Regions from separate parts of the Homo sapiens genome. Here region 1 is linked to region 2. The links are chromatin loops, found by intact Hi-C in ENCODE. Cell type or tissue: breast epithelium. All regions are shown on one strand. Each heading gives the region's core, and the rest is flanking DNA. Links, peaks and the distances in the headings are about the cores only.

Region 1 (8,690 bases), core at 372-8,371, 98 kb after region 2:
TTTGCAATTTACAATACATTCTTCTAAAAAGCTTCAGAAGTCTAGCCATACCTCTGTACCTTCAAAGAGTGGTTTCTTAGTTATAATCTACTGAGTTTTGACCCATGTGATTCTGTCTTACAGGGCCCAGTTGAACCAACTCAACATGGAGAGCTCACCCAAAGTGGCTATCTGTAAACTTTCCAGAGGCTAAAGAGATGGCCAGATACTGAAACTCTGCCCATTGAAATACTCAAATCCATTTTTTTTCTTTTGGGAAGAGACATACAGTCAGTTATCAGTGGAAGTATTAGCAGATCCAGATTGTCTACCCTGAGAGCCAGAGGGAACTGTTAGATTTTCAGTGGCCACAGATCACTAAAACATTCATGTTATTCTTAATGGCAATGAATGAAAGTCCAGGCTATGGGGCTGCTGAGGTTATGTCCTTTCCTGCGTATCAGCAGGATTGGTCAAAGACCGTCCTGTATCAGCTAAGCTAATCTCAGTTTTAAACTTGCTAGTTTTTACTACAATGCTTCATTTGTGTCATAGTTTATTACTTTCTGTCTTTGAATTTTGAATACTGCATTTGTTAATTAGACATTATCAACTTTGTAAATATATACTAGTAAACTTTTTTATCATCCTTAAGTATACTTCAATTTTTGTTCACAATTGTATATTCCTTATGTACCATAGTTTTACTTTTCCTTAAGCCTGCTGCTGGAGCTGGAAAATCTCCATTTACATCTGTCTCAAAAAATCTAGTAATTTATCAATAGTATCTTTAAAAAGTGAAATTTACTTTTATGTTAAAAGATCATGTCTATCAGTTTGCTGGGGAAAAATATTGATCTTGAAAAGTAAATAAACTAAACCTACAAAGGGATCAAAATATATTTCAATCATCAGTAGAATTGAAGGAAGACCCTGAGATGCTTAGATGCCCAAGCCATTCTTGTCAGAGGTGCCCAGTACCGGCACTTAAGAAGATGGCCTTCTCTGCATGCCTCAGGTTTGACTCAGCAACTGACATTTGCTGGCCAGGAACTGGCACACCGAAGTGTTCACCGAAAAAAAGTTTCCAGACTGACAGCCTGTAGCTAGGATCTCCTTATCACAGCAGCTCTGGAGAAGAGCAGGTGGTGTTTATGGGGCCCATGCCCTGCCTGTTCTTTACATACCCCAAGATATTGCACTTTAGTGCTTTCAGTGAAATTTGTATTTTTATTAAGTTTAAAATAGACATGCAAAGATATTGCCTGTTTCCTCCTAATGGGCTGGACTTGATCAATGAAATTAGCTGATCATGACACATTTGGGCTTTCTAATGGATATGGCTTTAAAAGAAGGTTTGTTGTGTGTGTGTCTGTGTGTGTGTGTGTGTTTGTGTGTGTGTAGAAGTCTTTGATTTTGGTGAATTGTATGGGAACAAGGAGGAGAACTGGTATCTGGTAGTGAATTGTTAAATAGCTAGTGTACCCAGTGATAGAACCAACTGGAACATCCCTATATCATGATTCTGAACATCTTTGCCTATTTTTTATTATATGTGTTTTATTTTTAATATATTAACTTTTGTGAATTCATGTGAAAGTCTGCTCAAAAGTAACACTCAGAACCAGTAAAATATATATAAAAAATTGTGCTGTTGACTAAAATGAAATTGTTACTTGGACTTGTAAAATAAAAAATAGACACACTCCATTTAAGGATAAAATTCTCTGTGGGAAACAGAGCCCAAACACCAACACTCACACTAAAGGAGCTATAGTTGGTAAACTTTTGCCCTTGTTCGGCACTGATCACATGTTCCCAAAAGTTGTATAGCCTCACAGTGGAAATCAGAAGCAAACTAGCCTTAGACATTGGGTGATTTTCAATTATTTATCCAAGTGGAAAAGCACATTTTTAGGGCATGACGGACTGAAATGTAAGAGCATACAGTACAAACTGTAGACTAATAAAATTTTGTGTTGAGTGTGGGTTGGAGTCATTAATTCTCATGGCTAGTCTAAATTATAATCACATTCTTGGGGTTTTTATTTTTTCCCTTTTTAATAGTTAAAGGATAACCTTCTATTTTGTAGGTTTAATCTTAAAAACTTCAGATTCTAGGGAAAAAAAGTAGAAATAATAATCATAATACAATAAAAACATCTGAATAAACCTTTGGCAAATGGAAGGCCATTTTCCAAATGATGAGTCAGAAGTCTGTCATAATTTGGACTAGATTTCTGCCTTAGACAGTGGTCAAAACAAAACAAAAACCACCACCAACAAAAAGACGCCAAAAAATGATAATGTATGTTCACTATCCAGCACTATTTAGATTTATCTTTGCATAGGATTAAGTATGCCTATCACGCAAAGTGAAATTTTAAAGAAAGCTCCACAACCAAAGCCAGGATGACATCAGTGACAAAAACTCTCCCTTCAATCATATCGGGGCTCATAGCTTAGAGTAATAGCATGTGAGTGCAGCAGCTGACTCAAATAACCAATAACCCCACTATAGTTCAGCTGCTCTGACTTTGTTTCAAGACAGTAAGATGAAGAAGAAAAAAAATAACGTCCCTCATAGCTCATGAGCAAAGCAACTCCTAAACATGTTAGGGTCAGTTTCTATATAGAGAGTAGGCTCCTAATCCACACCATAGAAGTTAGCTTCTCGAGGACTAAATATTTCCTTTGCTTTACCCCAATCACAGGGCAGAATATCTTTTATACTGAATTTCTAAACAAAAGTTTATTCAATTAATGTATTAGTCTGTTCTCACACTCCTGTAAAGAACTACCTGAGACTGGGTAAGTTAGGAAGGAAAGTGGTTTAATCGGCTCAGTTCCACAGGCTCAACAGGACGCATGACTGGGAGGCCTCAGGAAAGTTAACAATCATGTTGGAAGGTGAAAGAGAAGCAAGCACGTCTTACCATGGCAGAGCCAGAGAGAGAGAGTGAGGGCGCATGTGCCACACACTTTCAAACAACCAGATCTCATGAGAACTCACTAACACTAGATCAGCAAGGGGGGATGTCCACTCCCATGATTCAATCACCTCCCACCAGGCTCCTCCACCAACACGTGGGGATTGTAATTCAAGATGAGATTTGGGTGGGGACACAGAACCAAAACATATCAATTAACTTGCTGGGAATTTTGGAAGTTAGGATAAAGTAGACCTTAGACCTTAAAATAACTCTAGAAGAGTTTTTGGAAGACCTCTGTAATAGGGTATATGACAGACTCAGATTGAAAGGATCACTTAAATCAAGAAATGTTAGGGGCATAAATAAATTAATACAGCACATAGACTGAGTTTATTCTTTGAGCCCTGTTCTTCCACTACTTCTTAAGGTATAGTGAATCCTACTTCTCAGAGGCCTCATGAAGGCAAATGAAACTCTTTAGATTCAAGTATAAAATATCAAATATTGTTGGTTAATAAATTCTGACTACATTGAGATGCTATTATATATATCTACTATGCTATGTTCTAGGGATGAAAGGGTAAATAAGATAGACGCAATTCTGGCCTTCATGGGAATTTTAGCTTAGTGTTCAGTAAATTTTTCTAACTTTTTATTATGGAAATTTTCAAATATAACACACATGTTGAAAGACTAGTTTAAGGAACCCAGTGAGTCTATTACTCACTTTCAATAATTATCAAAATGTTCAGTTTTGTTTTATCTATACCCCATCCACGCTACCCCATGCCAGTCAGAATATTTTGAAGTAGATCTCAGCCATCTATCATTTTATGTGTAAATATTATAGTTTGTATCTCTTAAAGATAAGAACTCCCTCAAAAAGCTATAATGTCATTATTATACCAAGAAACTTTTAATATTACCATAGTTGAAAATTCCATATTGTATACTTGAAATCTGCTGAGCAAATAGATTTTTAATGTTCTCACCACACACACACACACACACACACACACACACAAACACACACACAATGGTAACTAGGTGAGGTGATAGATGTGTTGATTGTGGTAACCATTTGACAATATATAATATCAAATCATCATGTTGTATATCTTAAACTTATACAAATTTACTTGCCAATTATATCTCAAAAAACTGAAATAATTTTTTTAAAAAAGAAAATAATTTTAACAATGGTTACTTAATAGCATAAAAAATGAATTATTGTTTATATTTACCTGTTTGTTTCATACACACACACCCCTCTCCACAGTTTTATAATTAAGATTGACATTAGATTGGTAGGTCTGTTACATTTCTTTTCATTTAAAGCTTCCCTTTTCATAACTATGTTTGTGTGTGGAAGAAACACAACTCCTTAACCAGTAGAGTTTGCACTGTCTAAATTTTGCTGATTGCAACCTCATGATGTAATCTGACATATTTTTCTTTCCCTTAAATTTATCATAAATTATTAATAAGATCTAGAGTCTTGGTTGGATTCAAGTTTGATTTTTTCTTCTTTTTTGTCAAAATCTGTTCATGAGTAGTGTTTATATACATATGTTTAAATATATAAATACATACATTTATATATTGTTTAAATATATACATTTATATGTATATATGTGTATGTATATATGTAAATAATATTTTTAGACTTTTATAACAATCAAGTACCTTTAGAACGCAAAAATTAAAGGTAAAGATAAGGTTAAATGATACTTACACCATCATGATGTGTGGTCCTGCGTGGGCCACAGTTCCTTATCAATATTAAAAACTCCTTCAACTCTAAAAGTTCAGGACTGTGAGATCAGTGATCTCAGCCTGAGATGACCATATGCCAAAGCCATTTACTAACATACTTTCATTGCCCAAAGTCAGTTAGAATGAAAGCCTGACTTTGGTATACAATCAGGTCCATTCTCAGCAGGCTGGAAACATCTCAGATAATCGAAGCACCTGCATAGTTCCCTTTGTCTTTGCATATTCTAGAACATTATCTTGCTCTAGCTCTTGTCCCATTTCCTAAAATCTCACTTGCTCAATTCTCCAAATAAGTCTTGCTAAGAAAATTCCTTTTTAATAAGGTGAGGATGTCTAGCAAATAAAATAAATACAGATATTTGAAGTCAGACTGGTTATTTTAGTACATTAGAAAGAAAGTCAGCATCAGCTTCATTATTGCATTAATTTTAAACAATCTTAATCCAATTCTCATTTTATGAATAGGCCTTTGGTAAAATGCACCCATCTAAGCCATTTAATCATTTGGAACTTTAAAATATGTATTTATCCCTACTGGAAAATATTAGCTTTCCAAAATGCCTTAGTTTTAGAGTTTCTCATTTTCATGAAAATAGTAAAAATTAACAAATATCTATAGATATAAAATACAATCCAATCTCCCACAACTCCCAGATACTGCAGCCATCACTTTCTAAGGGCTGCGTAAGGAAGCAAATTCACTGAATTTACTTCAGACCTGTCTTTGCATCCAGTGTCTTCAGGGCAACATTACTTCATAGGTCAGGGGTCTGCTATCAGGGAATACACAGTGGACATCCCACAGGACAGAGTAGCCAGCAGGAATGCTCGCAGACATCTGTTCAATATGTGGGTAGCTTACAGCCTTGTTTATATTAAGAGCTCTTGCTGCTGGACAGCAGAAGTAACTCCTTTAGAATCCGTTCCCATAATAGTCCCTAAGGCAATGACGCACAGCTGTGGAAAGGAAATAGGCTCTTTAATTTGTTAACCATGCCCAGAAAAGAAGAAAACAAAATGCTCAAATGAGACTATAAAGAGGACTTTTAAGAGTCTTCCAGAAACAGCTAAAAAAGCAATACAAACATTTCCCCCCAATCACATAAGATGTATATATGTGGCTTGTTTGTTCCTTAACATATGTCTAATCTTACATTTGAATTCTGTGAAATTTTTCTCTTCTTCTGACTTTTCAGTTTAACCTTCTCTTAATGATCATACTGTCTAAAGATTCTGATCCCATAAAACCCCTGTATCCTTATTGCTGAAAAGCATACTGCTGAAAGATCCCATTTGGAAAAATTCATATGGTCAGGGAAAATGGGCCTGAACTAGCCAGGAGACTGATATTAAGAAAAGGACATCATTTCCTTAAATGAGGGTCCCAGAGTTTGAAGCAGCAAATTGGATCTTTTAATCCAACTCCACCCTATATAAAACACTTTCCCAAACCTGTTTTTAAAAAGATGGTTTCTGATTTCTTGTGTTTTTAATGCCCTTACTTTGGTTATCAAGAAATATTTCAGGCTGGGTGCGGTGCCTCATGCCAGCGCTTCTGGAGGGTGAGGTAGGCAGATCACCTGAGGTTAGGAGTTTGAGACCAGGCTGACCAATGTGGTGAAATCCCATCTCTACTAAAAATACAAAAATTAGCCGGCCATGGTGGTGCATGCCTATAATGCCAGCTACTCGGGAGGCTGAGGCAGGAGAATCACTTGAAGTTGGGAAGCAGAGGTTGCAGTGAGCCAAAATCACACCACTGCACTCCAGCCTGGGCGACAAGAGTGAAACTCGGTCTCAATTAAAAAAAAAGAAAGAAAGAAAGAAAAGGAATATTTCAAATATGTGACAATTAAGTATCTGGAACCAAGACCCAGCTACCCAGCTCTATCAAGTTCTACCAGTTTGCCATACTTGCTTCAACTTTTAGGGTTTTCTTTAAAGCAATACTTATTACAAATATGATTGGGGTTCCCTCTCTACCTCTCTCATGTCTTATGTTTTCCTTCCTCCCTCTCTAACTTCTGCAAGATAATCACCAACCTGAATTTGATTATTTATTTTTCTCATGCATGTTTACATTGTTATAACATTATTATAGCACAATGTCCAACACTGCTTGGCATGTTTTCATATTTTACACAAATGGTATCATATTGTATGTATTTTTTGGTAATGTATTTTCTTAATATTGTAATTGAGATTTAATTAAATTTTCTTTTCAACTTTTATTTTAAATTCAGGGAGGGTATGTGCAGGTTAGCTACTTGATATATTGTGTGATGCTGAGGTTTGAGGTACAAATGATCCCATCACCCAGGTACTCAGCATAATACCCAATAGTTAGTTTTTCACTGCTTCTCTGCCACCCCAGTAGTCCCCAGTTTCTGTTGTTGCCATCTTTATGTTCATGAGTAACCAATATTTAGCTCCCACTTGTAACTGAGAAGAGGCAGTATTTGGTATTCTATTCCTGCATCAATTCATTTGGGATAATGACCTCCAGCTGCATCCATGCTGCCACAAAGGACATGATTTTGTTCTTTTTTATGGCTGCATAGTATTCTATGGTGAATATGTACCACATTTTCTTTATCCCAGCCACCACTGATGGGCACTTAGGCTGATTCCATGTCTTTGCTATTGTGAATAGTGTTGCAATCAACATGCGAGTGCATCTGTCTTTTTGGTAGAATGATTTATTTTCTTGTGGACACGTATATCCAGTAATGCGATTGCTCGGTCATATGGTAGTTCTGTTTTAATTTCTTTGAGAAATCTCTAAACTGCTTTACACAGTTGCTGAACTAATTTACGTTCCCACCAACAGTGTATAAGTGTTCCCTTTCTCTGCAGCCTTGCCAGCATCTGTTGTTTTTTTAGGCTTTTTATTAACAGCCATTTTGACTGGTGTGAGATAGTATCCATTGTGGTTTTGATTTGCATTTTTCTGATGATTAATGATATGAAACATTTTTTCATATGTTTGTTGGCTGCTTGTATGTCTTCTTTTGAGAAATGTCTATGTCTTTTAAACATTTTTATGGGGTTATTTATTTTTTGCTTATTCAACTGTTTAGTTTCTTACAGATTCTGGACACTAGGTCTTCACTGGAAGCATAGTTTGTGAATATTTTCTCCCATTCTGTAAGTTGCTTGTTTACTCTGTTGATGGTTACTTTTGCTGTGCAGAAGCTCTTTAGTCTAATTAGGTTCCACTTGTCAATTTTCATTTTTGTGTAATTGCTGTGGAGGACTTAATCATACATTCTTTCCCAAGGCCAATGCCCAGACTGATGTTTCTTAGGTTTTCTTCTAGGATTCTTACAGTTTGAGGTCTTACAATGAAATGTTTAATTCATTTTGAGCAGCTTTTTGTATATGGTGAAAGGTAGGAGTCCAGTTTCATTCTTCAGCATATGACTAGTCAGCTATCCCAGCATCGTTGATTGAATAGGGAGTCCTTTCCCTATTGTTTTTGTTTTTGTTTATTTTGTCAAAGATTAGATAGCTGCAGGTGTGTGACTTTATTTCTAGGTTCTCTTTTCTGTTCCGTTGATCTATGGGTCTGTTACTGTAGCTTTATAGTATAGTTTGAAACCGGTAATGTGATGCCTCTGGCTTTGTTCTTTTTGCTTAGGGCTGCTTTGGCTATTTGGGCTCTTTTTTGGCTCCATATAAATTTTAGAATAGTTTTTTTTTCTAGTTTTATGAAAAATTACATTGGTAGGTTGACAGGAATAGAGTTGAATCTATAGATTGCTTTGGGCAGAATAACCATTTACATTATGTTGATTCTTTCAATCCATGAGCATGGAATATTTTTCCATTTATTTGACATAAGTTATTTCTTCTAGCAGTGCTTTGTTCTTCTTGGTGTAAAGATCTTTCACCTCCTTGGTGAGATGTACTCCTAGGTATTTTTTTTTTTGGCTACTGTAAACGGGATTGTATTTTTGATTTGGCTTTCAGCTTGCACATTATTGGTGTGTACAAATGCCA
Region 2 (8,690 bases), core at 319-8,318:
CAGTAAGGTTTTGAGTCTGAGGAGATGGCTGGGGGCAGTTTGTAGACTTATTGTCAGTCCAGTGTAGAATTTGAGAATATAGCCAGGGCTTAAGGTTCCAGTTTCAAATTAAAGACAAAAGAAATCAGCAATACCAAAATGAAGACAGAAGCCTGGGAATTGTGCCTCAAGATCTGGACTGAGAGGACATTTCTACACAACAGCTCCCCTAAGGGCAGGGCTATGACCGTTGTTGCTAAGCTGTCACCATCTCTCCTTCCCTATTAGACTGGCTTCTGTGGGGTAATTAACCAGTACAAGGATGTATGGGAAGCTCTTCTGAGAAGACCTCACATTAAAACAAAGTGTTGTTATTCAAGCTGGGTCATATTTGGGCACCTTGTTATTACAGCTTTGAGGAGGGATATCAAACTGTCATATTCACCTATGAGTTTAGGATCAGTGGAGGGAAGAGAACAGAAGGGCCACACAGAAGGGGAAGCTCAGGCACAGATGGCCAGCAGCCAGGCTCGCTGTAGAGGTGAGATTATCAAACATGACCATACAAAGGCTGCAGAGGCAAGATGCTTCCAATAGCCAGGAAGAATGTGGGCAGGGGAGAATTTGGTCCATTTGAAGTCAGAATTATACATGAAGACACTTGTAATCAAATAAATGCAGAACATATTTGTAAAGGGAAATAAAGTAGGAGTTAATTTTTTTTAACAAATTATGATTGAAATCTAAAATACCAAGATTAACATTCTACAAGGGTATTAATACAACAATGCCATTTTAACTCAAAGAATGTCTAAATATTTGTACAAAATAGCTGCTTACTGATGCTTGTGAAAAGGAAGAGATTGCTTCCCAGCACACTGTATCAGAGAGCCATGATAATAGCCATAGCTTAAGCAGACAAAGTAAAATGTAAAAATCCAAAAAAGTATCCATCACTACTACCACCACTCTTTAAAAATGCAAAGCTATTATTTATGGTGCATTCCAATTCAGTTAACTTCCTTCTTGCCTTTAAATAGATGCCCCTGACTTAATTGAAGTGTTTTAATTAATAACATAAAAATAACAAATTGGAACTAGAAAATGATTACAAAATAGAAGAAAAGCCTGGGAATGTCAAGAGGTTCTTAAGAATATCAGATAAGTGAGCTCATTCAGTGATAGAACAAGAAATACTAGAGGGATAAGCTGAAAGCTACATAGGACTGAAGTTTTTTAGACTCTACATTTATCAAAGTATTGGGTCAATTTTGTTGTGGACATCAAAAGCTATCTCAAGAAAAAGCTCAAATTATTACACTGCACTGGAATTTTAGTTTATCCATTAAGATTTGTAGGGAGCAAAACAGCAGCTTCCTTGTTATAATGCTGTTTGTCCTAATGAGGGGAGCTTAAGGGAGGCAGAGAGAGAAGCACATACTGTCTTATTTCAATATGAAACCCAAACAGCAAGCAACTGTCTCTTCTACAGAAGTGCAACCTCAAAGAGTTCTGAGAGTTTTTGCCGTATCACAGCTGGGACCTTGTTGTAGTCCAAATTAGTGTGTGTTCCTCAATATCCTAAGGGAGGTTCAGATATCCTTTCAATCATTCTCCTGGAATTCTGGCTTCTGAGAATTTGATATGAAATGGAAATTGACTAACACGAAGAAAAGACAGAAACTTGGCCTAAGGCCAACCATTTTCTTTCCTTAGTACAGGGTAACCATATAACTTATTTTCAAACTTGGACAGACTCCGAAGGGGGCTCTTTTAAGAACTGTGCCAGGACAATGGGAGTCGGTAGCAACTGTCCCAGGTAAATGGAACATATACTCCATTTAGTCATAGAGAATCTATGTCTAATATATTGTTTCTTTAGTTTTTGTATATCTTAGTAGCTAAATATAACTAAATGTAGCTAGTCTTTATAAAGTGTAAGCTTTTTATTCTTTAATACTGTGTGGCTTTGTGAGACTATTTGGTGTCACATAGGCCCTGTACCTCTGAGTTTACTGAGAATAAAAACTTATGATTCAAAAAGTTAAGCAATCATTAACTAAGTAACTCCAAAGAGCCCTAAGAGATCACACAAATATGGATTTCTACTCTATAAGTTTAATTAGTCATAGTACAGAGTGACTTATGAGAAGCCTCATGCCTCACGAATGATGAACGTTGAATCTGTTCATAAATAATAGATTAAACTTTAAATCAATAACCATTAGAGAAAACAGAAATATATTATGGTGAGTTTCATTCATATATATATCTGCCCCTTTCTATATATTTTAATTAAACCAATTTAAGTCATAAATTCTTCAATTATAATTCAGCCATAGGTCCTTTCCTCAAAAACGAAAGATAGTCATCTGGCATTAAAAGAGGAAGAAGGAAGTGATCACTAACAGCTGGAATCAATGATCATATATAAATATAAACCATGGTTCTCGGGGCCACTGTTTGTTTTTGTTTCGTGTTTTTTTGTCAATATTGAAATTGTCCTGCAAAGTCAAAGTCATCTTTCTAAATCTAGTTGCTAATACTATGGCATTCTCTTTTTTGCTATTCTTAGTATTGTAAGAATGTGAACTCAGAACCTATTAATAGAAAGTCTTCCCTTTGGAAAATGGAGCTTAGACCCAGAAAGGAGGGTGCTGCATACCAGCTCTCTGCTCTCCTCCTCTGAACAGTCTCTCCCCTAGGTTTCCCCTCCTCCTCCTCCTCCTCCTCTCCCTGCAGGTTGGTCCCTCCATCTCGTCACCATTCTGACCTCTTTAAATTTCTTTGTATAGAATTTTTTAAATAAAATTTCTTTTTATAGCTAGAGTCCTATTTTTTTCCTCTTTGTTTTGGGCCTAATCTATCAAGTATTAACATATACAGTTTTTCTAATGTGGGAGGAACAAGATTGCTCATTCATTCAACACATTTTGATTGAGAGCCCACCATGTTCCAGATGCAAGGATCAGCAGTGAATAAAAAGACATAAAAATCCCTGCCCTCATGAATCTTAGAGGACAAAAGAAAGCCACTCTCAGGTTCATCAGAAGAGTGTAATATATATATAACAACCCTTCCTAGTACTAAGATTAACTACCTTTATCTTCTGGTATTCATTTCATAATATATGCGGTATTTATGTTACATATGTATGTAAATGCATAGAAAAGTTTGGGAATAACAATAATAAAATAGGTTCATTTTGCATGTGTGTGTTGTATATGTGTGTAATCATACAATACATTCAGTAATTTGCTTTTGGCGTTTAATAGATTTTTTTTCCTTGGTTTTTCATCAAAATATATTTCCCTGTCAGCACATATAAATTTATCTCATCATTTTCATGACTGCTTAGTGAAGATGTGCCTTGTACCTATTGTAGGACATTCAAGGTTGCTTCCAAAATTTCAGTGTTTTGGATAATGCCCCACTGTCTTGCACATATCTTTTGCAAAGATGTCAGGATTCCTGTGGGATTGATTCCCAGTTGCTAAGTCAAAAGAGATGACTATGTTACCTATAGACAAACACTGCATGTTACAGGATGTACCTCAGCATCTGGAGAAAAATGCAACTCAGAGAAAAAGTATTGGGTATGAAAGAAAAACCTCTGTACTAATCTATATAGGGTATGGCTGCATTCCTCCTTTATCAGAAGCAGAAGTCTCTGTTGTCACTTTAACAATGGAAAATAAAGGTACAGAACATAAGAAATAATTGTGTACATTTAGGGGGTAGGATTAAAAAGATGAAGAAACTGGGGGCAGGGAAACTTTTATTTTCACTTTTCCCTTCTATGCCATTTGACTTGTTTATAACAGGTAGGTATTCATTTTATTTAAAACTAAGTAAATTTTCATAAACTATATATAAAAAATAATATTTTCCCTGTGTTCTCCCAGTGAAAACCGTAAAGCTTCATTCATCCAAGAGAAATGACAGGTTTGGGGTTTTTATGAATAAAGTTTAATTGAAGAACTGCTTCTGAAAACTTAAGGGTGACAGGAGAAAGCTTGTCCAAGTAATCAACTTTTCAAAGTCAAGAATGAAAAATAAATTTAAAATGCCTGTCAACCTCAATCTTGATTTCTTTTCAGATCAACAGAGCAGTTTCATGTTGAGGACAGTTATGTAAAGAGTCAAACACAAGGAGTTATTGGTATATCAAAATTAATTTTGTTAAGTTAATTAAGCAGCTTTCTTCCCTGTATCCCATACCTCTGCTTTGTATACATGGCTCTTTTAATTCCTACTTTACCTCCTAGGTTAATTTTTTTTTCTGTCTTGGTTAAGAGGTTCAGAAGCAACTCCATGAATAATGAATAAAAACCTAAAAATGATTTGTTTCATGGTAGTCTGTATGATTTAACATTGCAAGGTTCTAGCTGGCTTTACAGCTCCTGATCCAGCAAGTTACATAACTTTTGGCTTAATTTCTAAAGATTAACTGTTTATGTGGAGTGGCTGATATGGTTTGCTGTGTCCCCACCCAAATCTCATCCTGAATTGTAGCTCCCACAATTCCCATGTGTCATGCAAGGGACCCAGTGGGAAGTAATTGAATCATGGGGGCAGGTCTTTCCCATGCTGTTCTCGTGATAGTGAATAAGTCTTATGAGATCTGATGGTTTTATAAAGGGGAGTTTCCCTGCACAAGCTCTCTCTTGCCTGCTGCCATGTAAGACTTCCCTTGCTCTTCCGCCATGATTGTGAGACCTCCCGAGCCTCATGGTACTGTGAGTCCCTTAAACCTCTGGTTCTTTAAGATTACCCAGTCTCAGATATGTCTTTATCAGCAGTGGAAAAATGCACTAATACAGAGGTGGAGAGAGAAGGGCAACGGAGAGAAGAAAGTCCTTTAAGGAAAGCATTTTGGCCTTTCTCCATCATGTCCCTTGAATGTAGATTATGTTGGTAGGGTATCAGCTGATGTATCACAATATTTGTTGGGTGATAAGTGGTTAATAAAAAGTGGATCATTTTTCTTTAGTCAGGAAGATCAGGTGAAGATACCTAAATCCAGGGTTAGTCCCAAATTAAACTTGTCCACGTAATATATTCATATCCTAGTCATTCCTAATTATTACATCCCTGTCAGTCCTGTCTTGCTCTGAACTAGGTCTTTCTTCACATTTAAAATTCACACCCACTCCCCACCACTCAACCCACCCTTGGGATATCACCTCTCAGGGAATAGTAGCTAATTGACTTTCTAACTGGATTCACAATGAAATGTTAATGGCATATTTACCTATTTTAGAGAAAACATGCTTTTAAAAGCAAAAAAAAAAAAAAAAAAGAAAAGAAAGAGATATCAAGAGATATATACAACAGTGCCTTCATCTGGATGAATGGAGGTGAAGATTTCAGCCAGCATTGGTTGTTCTGAGGGTAAGAGAGTAGCAGTATTTTCTCCCAGGCCTGCCTGCTGCTTTGGTACTTAACACTGACATTTCCAATTCTCCTACTTTTTATTATTTAACTTCCAGTGTCTCTAGGAAAACACAGATTTCCATTTTGATCATATGGATGTTATTCAGGGCTGTTTTGAGCCCTTGTGCTCTTATTTTTGGCTACCCCACATGTATAACATATCAAACAAATTAAAATCCACCCATATCCTACATTAAATATAATTTATATTGCAATTATAAGAGTAGAGTTGCAGCTGACTAGTTGATGTTATTTTTGTAGATAGCTAATTAAACATTTATTAATTTCCATTTTGCAGCTTGCATTTGTGGTTTGGAGCCAATACTTTAAAAATCTTACAATCCATTGACACTGGTCTCCAGTGACTAACAGATAAAATGGCCTTGCTGATGCTAATTTAATATAGGAGTATATTTTTAAACTCTTACAAAAAATAGAGCCATTTAAAATGTTTTGCCTTTCTAATGAATGTGTCCTTTTTTCTTTTTTCTTTCTTTCTTTTTTTTTTTTTTTCTTGAGATGGAGCCTTGCTATATTGCCCAGGCTGGAGTGCTATGGTGCGATCTTGGCTCACTGCAACCTCTGCCTCCCAGGTTCAAGCGATTCTCCTGCCTCAGCCTCCTGAGTAGCTGGGATTACAGGTGCCCGCCACCACACCTGGCTAATTTTTTGTATCTTTACTAGAGATGGGGTTTCACCATGTTGGCCAGGCTGGTCTCAAACTCCTGACTTTGTGATCCGCCTGCCTCAGCCTTCCAAAGTTCTGGGATTACAGGCATGGGCCACCGTGCCCAGCCAAATGCATCCTTTTTACATAACAAACTACCTTCCTGAAATCTCTGTATCTATCCTAATTCTCTAATTTTTGAAAAATTGTAAAGTACGTTTTTTCATCACAGACAATTCTCTTCTTTATTTTCACATTTTGATATTTAAGATCTAAAGTTACAGTCTTCCTGTTTTAAGGCAATTTCTTTAATTTGCTATTTATTATCCACTTTCCATTGGATCCTTTCAAAAAATCAGTGCTCAATCTTTGATTTCTAAAAAGACACTTCGAGGTCTGATGAAGCCTCCAACCCCTCGACTACAATAGTTCCTACAGAAATTGTTTGTGTCCTTCCCTTTCATGTTTTTCCCAGCTGTATTTTTTTTTTTTTTTTTTTTTTGAGATAAAGTCTTTCCCTGTCACCCGGGCTGGAATACAGTGGTGTGATCTTGGCTCACTCCAACTTCCACCTCCCGGGTTTAGATGATTCTCATGCCTCAGCCTCCTGAGTAGCTGGGATTACAAGCATGTGCCACCACACCTGGCTAATTTTTGTATTTTTATTAGAGACAGGGTTTCGCCATGGTGGCCAGGCTGGTCTTGAACTCCTGGACTCAAGTGATCCACCCCCCTTGGCTTTCCAAAGTGCTGGATTACAGGAGTGGGCCATCATGTCCAGCTCTGACTTTAATTCTTACTAACATGCAAATTGCAGTGTACCATATCACCCCATTTTGGAGTATGACACACAAATGCATGTGTGAGATGCTCTGAAAGGAACCTCCAAACTGAGTACAAAGTAGTCCTTCTCAAAACATGGGCACCCTTGGTTCACAGAGGTCAGAATTTCTCATATCCTTCAAAGTTGGGGAGCATTTTGGTAGAGTCTGAAAACTGCTCTTTGGTTAGTTGAAAAATGTCTTCCCTGCATATTTTTAATAAACCTCCATCTCTTAACTTACAGAGATAAAAATAAAATAGTTTTCCTTCTCTCCTCCTATGTCTTATAGTCTACTTGTCATCCAAATGAAATAAATGCACTTCCTTATTTTCTTAGTAGGCAAAGAGTAAAAATTTCATACTAGGCTAGTTATTCTGCAAAAAGAGAACATTTAAACAGAGGTTAGTACACAGTGGTAAAATCAGTAAAAGTTTCAGTGCTTACATTAGAAAAACAAATATTTATATCATTAAACCTAAAATTTGCTTTCTAATACAATGTTTTGTGGTCTGCCTAAATGATGGCAATTGATTTCAGGATGAATCAAAATGACATGAAGAAGATATTAAAGAAAATTTTTTTTGTTTGTTTCTGTCCTACAGTCCCGAAGGCAAAAATGAATTGTACTCTTCTTATACATGTTGCTGCTTTCAAGATTTCCATTTTACACCATTGATGGGCCTTAGTTTTTGGGTTGTCTACAAAGTCAAGTTTCTCTTATTTGGAAAACCTGAATATAGCCTTGCAGTACAAAGCACTGGTCATGCTGTCCACTTTCAGAAGATGGCATGGAATTCACAGCAACAAGAAATGTTTTGGAATGCTGGCAAAGGAGCAGAAAACAGTGTTCTCCCCACACATTTAGAAAAATAAAGGTACGGAGGACATGGCGTACTACTTATTAAAGACTTTGAAAAACACCACACCTCAGTAAACATTCCTCAAGAACTGAGGAAACACTCTGGGCAATGGCTTACCTCAGTTCCCTCAATTCTGGTTTTAGTGAATGGGACAATAGTACAGACACAATGCCAGCTGTGGAAGCAAGAGAGCCAAGGACACACAGGCTCACTCTGTAAACAAGCCTAGCGTCCTGCTTCAGGCACTTTGTGTTGTTTTGTCAACACAAAGAGAGGCGTTTGGGATTTGCGGAAGACTCTGCTATCTCAACAAGTCTTGGTGCTTTCTTCTGTCCCTGAATTAAACACTTATTTACTTCCTCTTTATTGACCATTGGAGCGCCTGATTGGGCTTTCTGTTTATCTCCCCATAAGCTGATATAAGCTCAGCTGCCCCTGACACTAGTTTCTTTTCCTCTCTCTTTTTAGTTGAAGATGCTAATATTATCACCTTCAGTGACAGTAACAAAATAAAATCAATTATTCAGCTTATGATGGGCTAGCATACTGCCATTCCCTTTTGCTGTCTAAATGTATCTGATATTACCATGGAGAGGAAATGATCTATTAAGAAGGTTCCCAAGTCAGACATCATTCTGGATTAATTCCTATAACAGGAGGTTTGCACTAAACTGGCTTCCCTTCTTCAGTGTGAGAAGCAAATATTCTTCCTGGAAGCCATTTTACTGAATAACTAACAACCTGTTCAACTACCTCCAGCCCCTTTAAACAGCATTATCTCCTACTCAACTTTTGCTGGAGTTTTGCAAAAAGCTAGTGAGAGATCCATTCTGTCCTCAGGTTTTTCCAGAGCAGTGGTTCCCAAATGTTGCTCCACTGACCAGCTGCACCAGAAATATCTGGGAAGCTACAAAGAAGATTGATT

The links. A loop is a pair of places that touch in the nucleus more often than their neighbours do. Peaks named below come from ENCODE experiments on the same cell type or tissue, not always from the same donor. Only the 100,000 strongest peaks of a DNase experiment are listed, where the experiment ranks them.
Region 1: it touches region 2 in a loop (10-fold over the local background); 2 of 110 quality-filtered maps call a loop at or near these places.

Annotation. Positions count from the first base shown.
Region 1 is chr6:132,197,221-132,205,910 of GRCh38, forward strand. No RefSeq gene overlaps it. Among named protein-coding and RNA genes, the nearest start is that of LINC01013, 69 kb to the left of the region's middle. In breast epithelium, for the core only: no CTCF peak of the experiment used is centred there; no DNase peak of the experiment used is centred there; H3K27ac peaks cover 2,321 bases.
Region 2 is chr6:132,099,137-132,107,826 of GRCh38, forward strand. CCN2-AS1 (CCN2 antisense RNA 1) reads left to right here. Exons shown (of 3, transcript NR_187596.1): 3 at 1-3,189. Among named protein-coding and RNA genes, the nearest start is that of MIR548AJ1, 12 kb to the right of the region's middle. In breast epithelium, for the core only: no CTCF peak of the experiment used is centred there; no DNase peak of the experiment used is centred there.